Regions from separate parts of the Homo sapiens genome. Here regions 1, 3 and 4 are each linked to region 2. Evidence: chromatin contacts called from ENCODE Hi-C data. All regions are on one chromosome and are shown on one strand. Each heading gives the region's core, a stretch centred on a gene start or an enhancer-like site at or near the end of the contact. The rest is flanking DNA. Distances are from core to core; before and after follow the strand shown.

What was found. Hi-C counts contacts between places; a loop is a spot of excess contacts on that map. Pooled maps may share reads with other maps.
Region 1: a loop to region 2 is called in a map with no recorded cell type, with 6 times the contacts of the local background. The contact joins the enhancer-like site here to the promoter of TRAF3IP3 in region 2. A Hi-C loop is called at or near these places in 2 of 37 single-sample maps with no recorded cell type and 6 of 50 pooled maps.
Region 3: a map with no recorded cell type shows a loop between it and region 2 (5-fold over the local background). The contact joins the enhancer-like site here to the promoter of TRAF3IP3 in region 2. A Hi-C loop is called at or near these places in 2 of 37 single-sample maps with no recorded cell type and 2 of 50 pooled maps.
Region 4: a pooled map shows a loop between it and region 2 (4-fold over the local background). The contact joins the promoter of PLXNA2 here to the promoter of TRAF3IP3 in region 2. A Hi-C loop is called at or near these places in 5 of 50 pooled maps.

The regions. Positions count from the first base shown.
Region 1 is chr1:211,513,607-211,517,343 of GRCh38, reverse strand. No RefSeq gene overlaps it. Among named protein-coding and RNA genes, the nearest start is that of RD3, 23 kb to the right of the region's middle. RefSeq lists silencers at 1,657-2,016, 3,029-3,118. Within about 2 kb of position 1,948, at least 13 of the 41 ENCODE cell types and tissues checked have a DNase peak (open chromatin) inside an H3K27ac peak, as active enhancers do.
Region 2 is chr1:209,753,735-209,757,830 of GRCh38, reverse strand. TRAF3IP3 (TRAF3 interacting protein 3) reads right to left here and starts at 1,778. Exons shown (of 17, transcript NM_025228.4): 1 at 1,522-1,778. RefSeq lists enhancers at 1,206-1,615, 1,896-2,055.
Region 3 is chr1:207,935,693-207,939,552 of GRCh38, reverse strand. No RefSeq gene overlaps it. Among named protein-coding and RNA genes, the nearest start is that of LINC02767, 21 kb to the left of the region's middle. Within about 2 kb of position 1,437, at least 4 of the 41 ENCODE cell types and tissues checked have a DNase peak (open chromatin) inside an H3K27ac peak, as active enhancers do.
Region 4 is chr1:208,242,282-208,245,879 of GRCh38, reverse strand. PLXNA2 (plexin A2) reads left to right here and starts at 1,496. Exons shown (of 32, transcript NM_025179.4): 1 at 1,496-2,237. RefSeq lists a silencer at 1,379-1,438 and enhancers at 1,957-2,456, 2,457-2,958.

The DNA of each region.
Region 1 (3,737 bases), core at 699-3,198, 1.8 Mb before region 2:
AAGCCACACCCAGCTCAGTAATTCCCAGGGAGCTTCTGGGAGAACCTGGGCTCAACAGGGAGATCACAGGGCCTGCTGAGGCCATATGGGTGAGGCCTCGCCCTTCTTCCTGCTTCCTCCACCATGCAGTTCCTGCCTCTCCTCCCCCTTCACCTTGCATCCCTCCTCCTCTGCAGCAGCCCTCCTGCTCACACAGTTTAAGAAAGGCTGGTGCTAAGCCTGTGTGCACCACAGGTGGCGTCATGGGCAGGGTCTTTCATGATTTTTCTGCTGCCACTGAGAAGACGGATCATCATCTTTCAGGCAAGTTTGTAATAAACATTTAACGAATGAATGGGTTAGTGATGAACATTCGTTATCTAATTTGAACCCTTTACCAACCCTTTGAGGTAGTCCACACAGTTCCTATTAGTGCTGTTTACAGCTGGGGAAACTGAGACTCAGAGAAATTATGTGTCATCACGTAGGTATGCAGTGACCAGCTGGACTCAGAACCCATGACCCTAGTTCTTGCACTAATGTCCACTGCCTGTCTCTTTCACCCACCTGCACCCTCACAGCTACTCCTTGGGGTTCAGAGGGGGATGACTGGGGCGGGAATAGCAAGGACACAGGCATCATGGGGGCAGATTTGACCACACTGGCTCTGGGCTGTCAAGACAGCCAATCTGGGCTGCTGTCTCTGGCTGCTGTTATGGCTTCATTCCCGGGGCCACTCCACTTAATACAGGGACAGTACTTCAGGTCCGTCTGCCCAGTGCAGTCACATCAGGAGCACCACGGCAGCCGAAGTGAAACCTGGCCAGTCATAGGCAATAACCTTTGACCTGCTGGCAGGTGGGTGTTAGGTTAAATGTTAAGTGACCGGCCGGTCACGGTGGCTCATGCCTGTAATCCCAGCATTTTGGGAGGCTGAGGAGGGCGGATCACCTGAGGTCGGGAGTTCAAGACCAGCCTGACCAACATGGAGAAACCCCATCTATACAAAAAATACGAAATTAGCCAGGCGTGGTGGTGCATGCCTGTAATCCCAGCCACTGGGGAGGCTGAGGCAGGAGAATCGCTGGAACCCGGGAGGCGGAGGCTGCGGTGAGCCGAGATAGCGCCGTTGCACTCCAGCCTGGGCAACAAGAGCGAAACTCCGTCTTTAAAAAAAATTGTTAAGTGACCTCAACTATGTGGCCATGGGGAATTAGAGAGAGTAGAATAGAATCCCCTGTGGGTTGCAAGTGGGAGATGCTGGGATTTTTGAGCATCTTTACTGGTGATCCCTACGGCTGAATTAGGAGAGCTCTCCTGGCACCCGGGAAAGCTTTAACCTCTGGAGTGGCCTTCACAGGAGACAGCCTCAGGATGCTGGGAGAGCCCCTGACCCTCCACAACCTACTACCAATTCCTGCGCGCCGTTCCTTGGGCATGAGGTCCTGAACCTGGTGGAGGAAGGGTAGCAATGCCTTCCATTGTATTGGTTACATGCTTCTTACAGTCAATTAATTGGTTCGATCTTTTCCAGACAGTGCCGGGCTAGAGGCTGACCTTCCCCACTCCCGACCTTGGCTTCTTGAATAACCTCACAGGCCACGGGGCATGCGGGGTGCGCGTGCGTGGCTGGGCCGGCGTAGTCAGCCGGGCGGGAAGGTTTACGGCTTTGGGGAGGCGCCGCCTTGCCGCCCTGACACCGCCCCGCCAGGCCAGCCCGCCGCTCGGTGGCCCCGCCGGCTTCCCGCGGTCGGGACGGGCGCCCCCTGCTGATTGTGGGCGGCGGCGCACCGAGGAGCGGCCCCTGGGAAGCCCAAGACCTCGCCGCGGCTCGAACCCCGCGACCCTCGGCCCGGAGGGAGGTCCTGGCTGCGGGGAGCTGCCCAGACCGCGGTGACTCAGCTAGGTGGCACCGGGAGAGCTGAAGCGGGCGCCCCGCTGGGCCTGGCCACAGGACGGTTAATGATTAATGTTCCATACCGGGTGGAGACGTCGAAGGGGAGGGAGGCCCAGGGGCGCGTCTTGGCCCTGGCTGTGCCTGCAGGAAGCAGAGGCCCAGACGGGGAGAGACTCAGGCCTGGGCTGAGGCGGCTGGGGGCAGGGGAAGGAGCAAGCCGTGAACTCTCTCCTCTTCCCACCCCGCACGCCGCCCCCGTTCTCGATGCCCTTCTCCCCTGCCCCGGGAGCCTCCAGGCGCCGCGCTCCTCCTCCCTGCCTTACCAAATGCCCATCCGTGCCCGCCTCGGTGCCAGGCACTGCAGGCCGCTTTCATATAAATGACTGATTGCCTCTTGCCCATTTTACAGATAAACGCAGAAAGCTCAGGTGATGTGCCCATGGGCTCTCAGCTCACAGGCAGAGTGGGGATTCGAACCCAGCCCCGGACACAGACCAGGTGTCCTTCTACTACCCCACCCATTGCTGCCCAACTCCAGAGACACCTACACCCCAATCTACCAACTTAACCACCTGGGCAGAGGAAATAAGAGGCGGTACTGCCCCCGCCTACAGGGATCGCAGCTCCATTCTCTGCCCTCATAACTCATTACCCTAATTTTAGTCAATCAGAAAATCGTGTCAGGGCTGGACGTCAAGCTACCAGGGATAATGGTTCCTGTTGTAAAATGCTCCTTTGAGCTGAAAGCAATCGTGAAGTGAGGCGCCCGGTTCAAGGAGTCAGCCTCCCGACTTGAGAAGCCAACTGTGGTGGTGCCACGAGGCTGCGATTCACAGGCTCCGGTGGAAAGACCAGGGAAGAAACTTATTTACAAAAATGAGAATAAAAAATATTCTGGGCCGGGTGCGATGAGCCATGCTTATAATTCCAGCGCTCTGGGAGGCCAAGGCGAGAGGATCACTTGAGCCCAGGAGTTGGAGGCTACAGCGAGCAGAGCACCACTGTACTCCAGCCTGGACAACAGAGATATTGTCTCTAACAAAAAGGGAGGTGGGGGGAGGAAATAGTATTCTAACACGAAGCTGCAGGTTCTGCACAACAAGTTTAGGTTTTCCTGTTCTCTCTAGGGTAAATGAGGCATGCAGGCGCCTGCACCCTCCGGGCAAGGACAAGGCGTGTGAGAGTCTCTGGGTCTGCCCCAGCGACGCCGTCGGGCCTCTGGGCGGTGCAGCCTGGTCCGGCATCATCCTGGACGCGCGGGTAATCAGGGCTGAGGGAGCCCAAGGTACATTCTGTCCCTCACCACAAGATGTCGCCGCTGCTAATGGTTAGAGGGCTCTCAGCAAGACCAACTCCCAACCCCAGACTCTGAGTCAGAAACTCTGGGGTTGGGGCCCAGCAATTCGTGTTTTTCACAGGCCCTCCAGGGGATTCTGAAACATGCTCAAATTTGAGAACCACTGGTAAAAGTCATCCTGCAGGTCTCACTGCCTCTGACGTCTACCCCTTCTGCTAGGTGGTCAGGGCAACTCAATCTGTTACCCACCTGGAGTCCCACCCCAGTGCCCAACTGGGGCAGGACCTGGGATCTCAGAGCTTCAGTTTTCTCAATTGCAAAATGGGGATAGTAGTACCCACCAGACAGGGCTGTCACGAGGCTAAAATGAGTGTCTGAGAATGCATTTGCAAAGGGTAAAACCCTACATAGTAAGGATATGTTGTGACTGTTGCTTTTATTTGGAGTGACAAGCTGTAAAGCGAGTTGAAGGCAGCTGGTTCTGAAGGTTCCATCCTCTCTCTTGTCTTCTCTCCAATGCTCCTATTTCTCTCCCCACCTAGAATCACCTTTAAGCCACCCAGG
Region 2 (4,096 bases), core at 529-3,028:
CATGGAGCACACAATAAATGTTACCTTTTAATAATAAAGACATAAAGTATTCCTATTAGGTTGGTGCAAAAGTAATTGCGAATATTATCCTTGTTATGCCGATGTTGGATATTGAAGACTTGGTGCTGTAAGACAAAGGCTCCAAGCTAAACTAGCACTTCTAGGACCAAGAATGCCTTCTCTCATCCTCTCAACCCTCTCTCTCTTTGACAGAGTATATTGTTTACCAGATTGAGGGGATGCTGGCCCCAGGCTGAAGTCACATTTACTTCTGACCTCTGGGTTTGGGCTATAAGGAGAAAGGCTTCTCTGTGGTCTGGACATAATTGCCATCCCAATTACACCAAGCCGAAAGGTAAGGAAGAGATGGGGTCTGCCTGTGTCACACATAAGGTGTGAGGTCCCCTCCCTGTTTGGCTCAGCTTCCCCACAGGTTTTGTAGTGGAGGCAGAACATTGAGAATCCTCCTACCTTCTTGCCGCGAAGAGGAAAGGGCTGTGGGGGAGAAGACAGTGCCTGAGATGAGGTCTCTCTGGGCTCTCCACCCAGGCCACCAACCTTAGTCCACTGAAACACACAGCTGCTCTGCTCTCTGCTTCCTTGGGGCAGACATGGAGCCTTCTTACCCAAGAAAGGAGCTGCAGTGGAAATGGCTCCTTAGAGAGGGGAGTGTTCCCAGATGCCTTGGCTACCACACCTGCTAGGATTTGGTGCAGCATGCTGCATAGAACCCTACCCAGGTTTCTGGGATATCTGGACCCTACTGACTTGCTTGAAAACAAGAAGGTATGTGGGACGGCTGACAGGGGTAGGCTGCTAAAGAAAAGGGAACTGGTCCCTGTAGGGTTCAAAGAAAGATCACTTGGCCACTGCCCAGGCTTTCTGGCATCTCTCAGGTTCCCCCCTGGCAGCATGACTGGGCTCACTTAGAGCTTGGAGGAAGAAGGTTTACTGGCTGGGAAGGCTCAGCCTGGTCTCTCAGGCTGCAGAGAGAGAACAGGGCATGGCTCCTCACCTGACTGTGGCTTGACATGCCTTTCTGAGTCTCGCTTTTACTTCCTGGCCATGTTTGTAATGGAGACAATGAATGGCTTCCTGCATGGGTTGGCCTTCCTGGCCCAGAGCTCTCAGTGTGAACTGAGGGGAGAGGGGCCTGCGCTTAAGCTGCTGGGAAGGCAGTCTTGTGTTCAGGGATCCCTGCTTTGAAGAAAACTGTAAAAGGTCATTTAATTCATGCCCATATCACTGGGTAGCCTGAACTCTAAGTCGTTTGACTCACTCCTAATCTAATGTAATCTAATCTACTGGAACAGAGGAGTGGTGCAAGCTGTACCCTGTGCCATGGCTAGCGCCACAGGAAACCAATACAGGATACTTTCTTGGTTACCCAAACCCCTGACACCCTTAAACTATGCCACCCACTCTCCACCCAGGGGAGCTGGGATGGTAGAGCATCTTCTGCCCTACCCCGAAGTTGGAGTTCCCAAACCTGGACACAAAAGCATCCTCCTTCTCAGTTACCTCCTAGTCCCAGGCTCCAACTCAAGCCACTCGGGAAAGCATTCCAGTCCTGGGCAGATCTTGGCTCTGGTCTCAGATGGAGCAAGACAGCAGATGGGTAAAGCACACGCTTTCAATCCATAGGTCTGGGCCCCATTAACACGTCCCTTCTTGGTACCGTCTTTCTTTTTGCACAGCAGCCTTGCTGAAACAGGAAACAGACAAAGCCACAAGGTTCGCAAACCCCAGTTCCTCTCTCTTGCTCTCTGGTATCATCTAAGTGGGCCCCTGAACTCTGAGGCCTCCAGGGCTGGGCTCAGGAGCTCCTCCCATCAGTAGGCACCCCGGCCACCCTTTCTCTTGCTACTGGATTGGTCGGAGCTCTTGGACAGTTTCAAGTCAAGATTCCTTTCCATGATTAGAAAAGGATAGTCCTCTGGGTCAGATTCAGACCTTTGTGGTTTCTATGAGAGGGAAAAAAATGCCTTTTTGGTGGTAAGACCTAGATGAGATGTTCTCAGTGTAGGCTTTCATGTGTATCAGGTAGTTCTTTGTGTAAGGATTTTCCTTTTTCTTTAGCCACCTCTTCCCAATCCTGGTGTTGTAAAGAGTTTCTGCTCTTCTGAAGTAGGTGGTGTCTTTCTCAGATTCTGGAATGAGACCAACTCTGGATTTGCTCCTTTCTGGAGCAATGAGGAGGGAGTGTAAAGGTGGGTAGCTGGGGGATGAAGGAAGGAATAGAAGGCAGAGTCTTCTACACATTTTTTTATCTGGTCAACCGGACTAGGAAATTTAGGGAAAAACTAAAGGGAACTGATTTGCATGCATTAAGATGAAGCCATCACAAATGATGCAGCCAGGAAATTCCCAAGAAGTTCAGGCTAAAATAGTGGAGAGGAAACTGGATTGGGACAAGTTAACTGAGCAGCTTTGTAACCTTGTAAAATTCACCTTGTCTGGATGCTACTCACTGTGGTAGTTGGGTGATGTATGTGGCTCTTTGGAATTCTAAGGTTTGACACATGTGAGGCAGGTAATGAGACTTAAAAATAGCTGTGATAACATTTATTAACATGTGGAGAGTTTGTCACCATTTTCTCTGCTTCTGCTTCTTTCTCTGTTCTTTGAGGAGAAAAAGGACAAGGAATCGGCAGGGAAAAGCAGAGGATGGATTCTCAAGCACTAGGACTGAAGACAAGTGGCATTTACTCAGGATGAGAGACAACAGCTCAAGGCCCTGTGTCTGGAGCTTGACACATAGAGATGGGAATGAGTAGAGGACAGAGGGCTTGGGGAGCCCAAGATGTCAGAAAAAGAGAATTTTGGCCGGGCACAGTGGCTCACACCTGTAATCCCAGCACTTTGGGAGGTCCAGGTGGGTGGATCACTTGAGGTCAAGAGTTCAAGACTAGCCTGGCCAACATGGTGAAACCCCATCTCTACCAAAAATATAAAAAATTAGCCGGATGTCATGGCATGTGCCTGTAAACCCAGCTACTTGGGAGGCTGAGGCACAAGAATCGCTTGAACCTGGGAGGCAGAGGTTGCAGTGAGCCAAGAATGTGCCACTGCACTCTAGCCTGGGCGACAGAGTGAGACGGAGTTTCACTCTTGTTGCCTAAGCTGGAGTGCAATTGCGCGATCTCGGTTCACTGCAACCTCCGCCTCCCAGGTTCAAGCAATTCTCCTGCCTCAGCCTCCTGAGTAGCTGGGATTACAGGCATACGCCACCATGCCTGGATAATTTTTTGTATTTAGTAGAAATGGGGTTTCAACCATGTTAGTCAGGCTGGACTCAAACTACTGACCTCAGGTGATCCACCTGCCTCGGCCTCCCAAAGTGCTGCGATCACAGGCATGAGCCACCACGCCTGGCCAGAGAATTTTTATTGGCATAGAAGAGTGAGAAGATTCTGGGAGTTCAGGGCATTAGAGCGTAAAGAAAGACAGGAGATTTTAATAGGAGTTCCTATAGAGACCTACTATTTGGACTCCATTAAACATCAGAAAGAAATGTCTACAAAGTCCGCAGTCATTGGGATACTAATCCCATGATAACTGGGATTTAGAGTGGTCAATGATATGCTCAAGATCACACAGAAAGTGTTGGACCCAGGTTTGCTTGACAGTAGGTTTGAGCCCTTAACATTGTGTTCTGAGAACAAAACAATTAATAAGGTTGTCATACCTATCTATCTATATTGAAAAAGACACACACACACACACAGAACTTTGAGAATAGAAAATATACCTTATTTTCAAATGCCCACGAGACATTAAAAAAATTGACCATATGGATCAAAAAGTAAACCTCAGTATATGTTTTGAAAAGTTGATCTATTATGGCAGGATTTTCTGACCACAGTACAATACAATTGAAATAAATAACAAAAGATGGAAGAAAGAAACACTTTAACTTCTTGGAAAAAAATTCTTCCCATTTACTCTGAAAAGATAGAGGGAATTTCAAATCTGCAATTAAGAATGCATTGAAAACGGTGATAGTGGCAACATTATGAGGAAAATCTGTGAGGTATGGCCAAGCAGAATGCAAGGAAAATTCCTAGCTTTAAACATTTTCATTACCTAAATCAAG
Region 3 (3,860 bases), core at 188-2,687, 1.8 Mb after region 2:
AGCTTAAAAACATATGGAAGAGCAGTAACTGACTTAGAAGAACTGTAGAAGGCTGAATCCTAATCCTGTACTGGGGAAAGCTAAAACAAACAAACAAACAAACAAAAACAGACCTTTAATTTTAAAATCTCCCAAAAGCTTAGAACTGGCAGGAGGAACCTCTAGGAAGTGAAGGTAAAGTTAAAGTTAAAAATGAAATAATTGATTGCAGGTCATTTTAAGAAACAGTTAATCTCCACATTTCCACCCACCTCCTACTTGTTCCTCCTCCCATACCATAGGTAACTGTCCCTTCCCAAATGCAGAAAAATGACCAGAGATCTAGTCACTGAAGGATGTAAGAATCACTAGACTGCCAGACATCAGCGTCTGCTTAGGACAGGTGCATAATTCTGAAAACAGAACATCAGTTGAATGCTGAGATCCTTAGCCTGTTCTCTCACTAGTTCCCAGGACATATGCAGCTAGCACTAAACATCCCAGACAGGAGAATGGAAAACTTCCTGGAGCCTCTGACAAACACAAGAGGAAAGATCCAAAGCTACTGATGCCAAGGAGTTCCCCAAAGATATGTCTCAGCTGCAACCCAAACCCTCACTCTCAGAGCCTCACCAATCAGGTCACTGGTGCTCCCATAGCCAGTAAATATGAACAGACACTCAAGGGCCATCAGATATCAAAGAAAGCCTCTATCATGATACATATAAACCAAATCAAACAAACATGTAAACAGGGTGGTAAAGCAACTTAGAAAAAATGGAGACTATGCAGGGAGAAAAAACATTTTTTAAAAGAACTATCATTAATATTCTCACAGAGATGTGGAAAGATACTAATATCTTTTCTCAAAGGAATGAGAGAAGAAAAGATATTACAAAAAAAAAAAAAAACCAGAATGCCAAAAACAAAAAACAAAAAAAAGAAACAACATTCAGAAAACAAAACGTAATAAAAGAGTTGAAAATCACCCAGGATAGAGTAAAAACACAAGATGGAAAATATTATTGAAAAGAAAAGAAAGCCAGAGGGCTAGTTCAGAAAGTCCAATACCCAGACAACAAAATAGTTCAAGATATTTTCCCTTATTAAATTCAATTAAATTTGGCCTAAGCTGCCTCTGTATTTTGAATTTTTACATAGCAAACTGCAACCTCAGCGTGTACACAAATGGCAAACCACCTTAAGAGTATTCTTATAACAAATAATAGTCACAGGCTGCCAGCTAATCAGACCATGTTCAAATACAGCAAATGCCATGCTGTATCCAAGCAAGCTGTCTCTGTGTGTCACTTCCTCCTGTCTATAAAGAGCTCCACTTTCAGAGAGCTCCACTTTGCTGAGTGGAGCTCTCTGAACCTCTATTGATTCTAGCTACTGCCTGATTCGTGAATCACTCTTGCTTAAACAAACTCTGCTGGCCGGGCACAGTGGCTCACGCCTGTAACTCAGCACACTGGGAGACCGAGGCGGGCGGATCACGAGGTCAGGAGTTCGAGACCAGCCTGACCAACCTGGTGAAACCCCGTCTCTACTAAAAATACCAAAAAATAAAAAAAAAAAATAGCCCAGTGCAGTGGCATGCACCTGTAATCCCAGCTACTTAAGAGGCTGAGGCAGGAGAATCACTTGAACCCGGGAGGCGGAGGTTGCAGTGAGCCGAGATCATGTCACTGCACTCTAGCCTGGGTGACAGAGCAAGACTCTGTCTGAAAATAAATAAATAAATACATAAACTCTGCTAAATTGAATTTGTCTAAAGTTTTTCTTTTAACACCCCCAAATGGCCAGTTATGTGTTTCCAGAGACAAAAGACTTATCAAGCACTCAGCTATATAGATGAACAAAACCCACACCAAGTAAAAACTCAAGACTATGTTTATTAGCAGGGAAAATAAAAAAATAGTTCAGAAAAGGCAGAAAATATTTAAGTTACTTTGTTCACCTATAGAGTTTGTATAATTTTAAAATAGTAGATGCGAAATAAAGATTGTCCACATCAGTATTAGGATATAACTGTGCAAAATGAACCACGTATTGTCATCCCTGGAATTAACCTTGTGGGGCAGGAGAGTAAATGGTATAATGGAGGAGGTAAAGCAAAACAGCTAAACCTCCTCTGCCAACCTCGGGAATTTACTTGTAATGACAGAAATAGAAAAAATCAGGAAGTAGTAATATAAGCATGTTTTTAAAATAAATATGGAGGTAAATGCCAAAAGAATTTGTAAAAAGAGAGGAATGTGGCTGATGTAGACAGGGGAAATGAGGAGAAGGTATGCTTTTTTTCTTTTTCTGCTTTTTTTTCCTTTTATTTTTGATAATCAGCTTTGTGACAAATAGGAGTCTTTAAAGTACACAGGGATATATTCTGATAAAATCTTTGTTTATATGCGTGCATGGATATGCACACATATACATATATCTATACATATTTTACAAATGTGTATGTATGTGCTATTTAATTGTTTATTTCCACTTTTATTTCTGACAGTTTATATAAAGATAAATCACAAGGAAATTTTTCTTTTTGCATCTGGACTTTGGGGGTGTGGTGGAGTAGGGACAAAAAAAGTTCCCCTAGAACTCTTAACTATAGGCTGACCTTATAAGGGTGGGGGTTAAGAATTCTTATTTTGGAAGATTTTGTTTACTGATGTATTGTGTGCTACTATGACAGTGTTGGCATACAGTAAGCACTCAATAAATATTTGCTGATGAAAAATGAATGAAAATAGATTTCAATTAACAGAATACAATATCCTGTAACACAAAAGGGGAAATCCTTGAATGTTTGAAAAAAATGAAGGTATTAATCTTAGACTTTGTTAAGATTAATATACTGCTAAAAGTTTAAGTCTAACCTCTCAAATAATTGAAATAGAACACTGAACTTCCAAATTAGTATAAGAGGAAAAAAATTGAATTAAGAAAAATGACCTATCTAAAAAAATGAAAATAAAGAAAAAAGAGTTTTTAAAAGTAGGACAAATAGGAAACATGAAATACAATGATAGAAATAAATCTAAATGAATAAATAATTATAATAATTGTAAGTAGACTAAAAACCTACCAATTAAACGATAGAGATGATTAAAATAAAAAGTCAGCTTAATACTGTTTACAAAAGACCCATCTTAAATGTAAAGACACAAGATGCAGAAATGTCAAAAGTAAGAGGCAAGTTAGTAATTCAGGCAAATACTGATAGAAAAAAACTCATGTATTTATATTAATATCAAACAAGATCGACTTTAATGCAAAAAGCTTACTGAAGATTAATATAATTAAATATTGTTTTAATTCTATCCCATTCTATACCTAATAATATAGTTTCAAACATACAAAGCAAAATTGATAGAACTATGAAAAGAAAACAACAAAAATCTATATACTTAGTGAAAGATTTTAATGCAATCAATCACAACAATATTACATTAATAGATTAAGCAGTCAATCAGCTACCAGTAGATTTAAGTGATATAATCAATATTTATTCCAGTAGCTGTATATAGTACTCTGAAACTACCAACTGGCAAATGTACATCTGCTCAAGTAAAGGAACACTTATCAACATGTATTATTAGTTTATTAAACAAGTCTCTGTAAGTAGGAAAGTTGTCATATCATAGACACTATCTATTCTGACCAAAATGGAGCTAAGTGGTTTCTTTACAAAGATAACAAATCCAAGATTTTTGAAAATTTAAAAATGCTTCTAAAAAATCCATGTACTGAAGAATAAATCAAGGTGGAAATTGGAAAAAACGTAAGCTTAAATGGTAGTAAAATACTACATATCCAATTATGTGTAACACAGAAAAGGAGATATTGGTGGCGATTTTGCAGACTTAAATATTTAT
Region 4 (3,598 bases), core at 247-2,746, 1.5 Mb after region 2:
TAAATATGATAATTTATTGGTGTGTTACCAACAATGAATGCTAAAGAAGTTTGAAGGAAAGAACAGGTATGGATCAGGCAACACAGCTTAGACAGATTCTTTGTGGTCCCACAGGACAAAACTAGCAGTAGCCAGTGAAAGTTACAGGAACACAAATTTCAGCTAATTACAATGAAGAACTTTTGAAGAATTCGCTGATTTCTGCAGATGTTGGAGTAAAGCCTAGATCCCCCAGTCCTGTGTTGAATGTGCGATTGTTCGAGATGACTGGTTAGTCTAGATTTCCTTTTCTTCTTCCTCTCTCTCTCTCTTTTCTCCGGCTCCCTTTCTTCATCCTTCCCTCCCTTCGTTTCTTCTGCCGCTACTGCTCTAAGAATTTGGTGCAATTGCTTTTAGGTATTCGCAGTGATTTTTGTTGTTTTTTAGATTTATACCACTGAGGACTGTGGCCACGAGAGGGCAGTAGAGGAAGCTTATCAGAATACTTGGACAGGAGTAAACTCGTGTGCGCTCTAATCGCGAGCAGGGACTACGCAGATCCTGCGAACTCGCTGGGGTCCAGCTTGCAGGCCGCTTCCGGAAAGCCGTGTCTAGAGGCTGCGGAGTTACTGAGACTGTGTGGCGAGGAATCAGTGGCCTTGAGGGCACCGAGACATTGTCATCCAGAATCCCGAAACCTCTCACCTTAGGTTATTAAAATAAGTTATCTTATTGCCACCCCTCTGATTACCCTGCCAGAAAGATTCTCTGAATTGGATATAGAAAGCTCTTCTCCCGTCCCCAATGCCCCCATGCAAGTCGGGACTTACCAGATGCCCAGGATCCCTATCAGGGCTGGAAGTTTGAGATTCAATTCAGAGCAAGGTTCATCTTCTCATTGCAATAATAATAATAACAACAACTTCAAGCCTTATTTGACAGCTTGTTGGCCTTTTTCTTTTTTTAATTTACAAGAAGAGGAAATTTGCTCCCACAAATTCCAAGACTCTAGTCTCAACCCTACCAGACAAGCCCCGTTCCTCCCCACTCACCCCTCACTCAAATTACAGATGAAGAGGGAGGTGTGCAGGATGTGTGCGGTGACAGGTGATGCGAATGGGGGGGATTCCCTGTCCCTACTGCCCTCACCCACTCTTCCTGTGTTCTGAGCTCCCCCCTAACCCCAACGCTAGACCTTCTATTCCCCCGGGGGCCAAGCCAGCTGGGCTCGCAAGGCCCGACTCGAATTCCCGGGCCCTGGCAGCATTTTCCTTGCCCCCTTGGCTACTTAAGGTGGCCGATGGGTCCGGGCTGAGCTGGGCGCAGGACAGGCAGCCGAGCGGCCTCCGGATGCCAAACCTGCTTCTCCTTTGTTGACAGCTTGCGGAGGAGGAAGTCCGCGCGGGCGGGGGAGGGGGCAGGGTGCTGGCGGTGGCGGGCGGTGCCAGCAGCGGGCGCGGCCCCAGCCCGGGCGGACGCGGCCGGCGGGGAGGGGGTTAACGCGCGCGGCCTCTATGATAATGAGCTGCATGGTGAAATAGGGAGGCCGGCGCTCAGGGCTCCTCCGCCGCCGCCGCCGCCGCCGCCGCCGCCGCCACCGCGGGAGCCAGAGCTGCCGGGAGGAGCGGCATCCGCGCCAGACTGGAGCGGGAGGGCGGCGGAGGGCAGTTGCTGGGAATTTTTCAGCCGAGAGGGCGAGCGATCCGGAGAGAGACCCCGAGAGCTTGGGAGCGGTAGGGCGTGCGAGCGCCGCAGCCAGCGGAGCAAACCTCGAAATAGATCTGGAAAGCCAGGCTCCCGGAGGAAATGGGACTGTGAACGAACCGGAGAGCAAGAAGGGAAGGAAGCGCCGGGATTGCTGATGTCAGAGGAGCCCGGAAAGTCGCGCTGGAAAAATCTGAAGACAGCCGGGGCTCTGCTTCTTCCTCAGGAGAGACACCGCCGGCCGCCCCCACACGCCCCCTCGGCGCCTCCGGGTGCCCCCTGAGAGCCGGCGACAGCGCCCAGCCGGGCTGCTGCGGGGCGACGGAGGACTGAGGGGCGCGCGGAGCGGAGACCGAGGAGCGACTTCAGGAATACAGATAAGTGTCTGGTGGCTTGACGTGGATTTTAATGAATTTGGACTCCATGTGGATTTGGTCGTCTCCCTGATTCCGAGCTGCGGGCAGGGAGAGGGGCCTCGCGCCGCCCTCAGCAGCCGGCGGCGGCCGAGGTAGACCGAGCGGGGACGGAAGGACAGACCGACGTCGCCGAGCTGGGTAAGCGGCGGCTGGGCCGGGCGCTCGGAGTCGGCAGCGCCCTCCGCCCTCTCCCCACAGGCGCGCACACCCGTGGCGGCTTCTCCCGCGCCCGCCTCTTTGGGGTCCCGGCCCCAGAAGACCCGGCTTGGCCGCGGCGGGCGAGTCCCCGCGTGGGCTCGGCCACTTTCGCGGGCTGGAGCGCGGCGTGCGCGCGATCGCAGGCTCACTGGAGCCGCTGCCTCCCGCCGAGGGCTTCCCGGCCGGCAGCCCGCCGGCTTCCCGAATGCGGGCTGAGGGCGGCAGCAGCGCTCCGCGGCGCGCCTCCACCGCGCACCTGCCGGCGCTCTGCGGCTTTGGGGAGCTCGGGGCGGCAAGGCTGTCCTGAGAGCTGGAGCCCAAAGAGGGCCTCGGTGGCACCAGCGAGACAGCCCAAAGCCACACTGGCCAGCGATCGATTTGGGGGCGTTCACTCCAGTGCCGGGGTCCCTGGTGGCCGCCGGCTCTCCCTTCCGATCGGGGACTGGAGATCAGGGGAATGGGAAAACATCATTTGCGCGGGTTCCATAAGGCTCAGGGAGAGATTCCTAGGCACTGAATGGGTCTAAGTGTTTCATCTCCCGGGGCTCCCTTTGCGGTGTATCGCCCAGCAGGGGTCCAGCCCCTTAGTTTGAGCACCACAGGAGTGCTGGGGGTTGAAATGGGAGTTTGCTTAGGGTCCCAGAGGCTCCTTATGAACCATTTGAGAATGTTTCCTTCCATGTGCTCTTTCTTGCCCCACCCCACAAGTGAGGTAGGGATCCTAGAAAATTCTAGCCCTTTTTATCCATCCCACAGGTAGTCTCTATAATGCCAATCATGGTCTAGATGCCCAGAGAGTCACCAGAAACTACCATTTTAGATCCCCGAAAAAAGTCCACCTGTTTGGAATGACCCTTGCCCTAGTGGGAGCTACCTACTCAAACTCAGCTCTGCTCAGGAGGGATAGAAATAATGGTGGGGAGGAAGTTGGATAAAAGATTTGGGGCTCTAGGTCAGTAAGGGTCTAGAAATGAGAGCCCCATGAAGTGGGCAATGGAAATCTGAACAGGTCCCCTGTAGGAATCTTAGAGTGACAGTGGCACACCAGTAGAAAGTGCACAAGGGACATGAAGGCAGCATCAGTTTGAGGGGACTGGGACTGCCAGTCATAGCTTGAGGCAGTCACTTGGGGGCCCATCAGTTTGGAAGAACCCACAGAAATTTGGGGGCACATTCATTTCCTTCCATTCACGCGCACAGTGGACAAGGCTTATGAGCGGCAGGCCAAGATGAGTATCTTGGCTGGCCTGGGCTGGAGGCTTTGAGAGCAGGAGTCAGGTTTAGCTCTCCCCTCTCCCCAC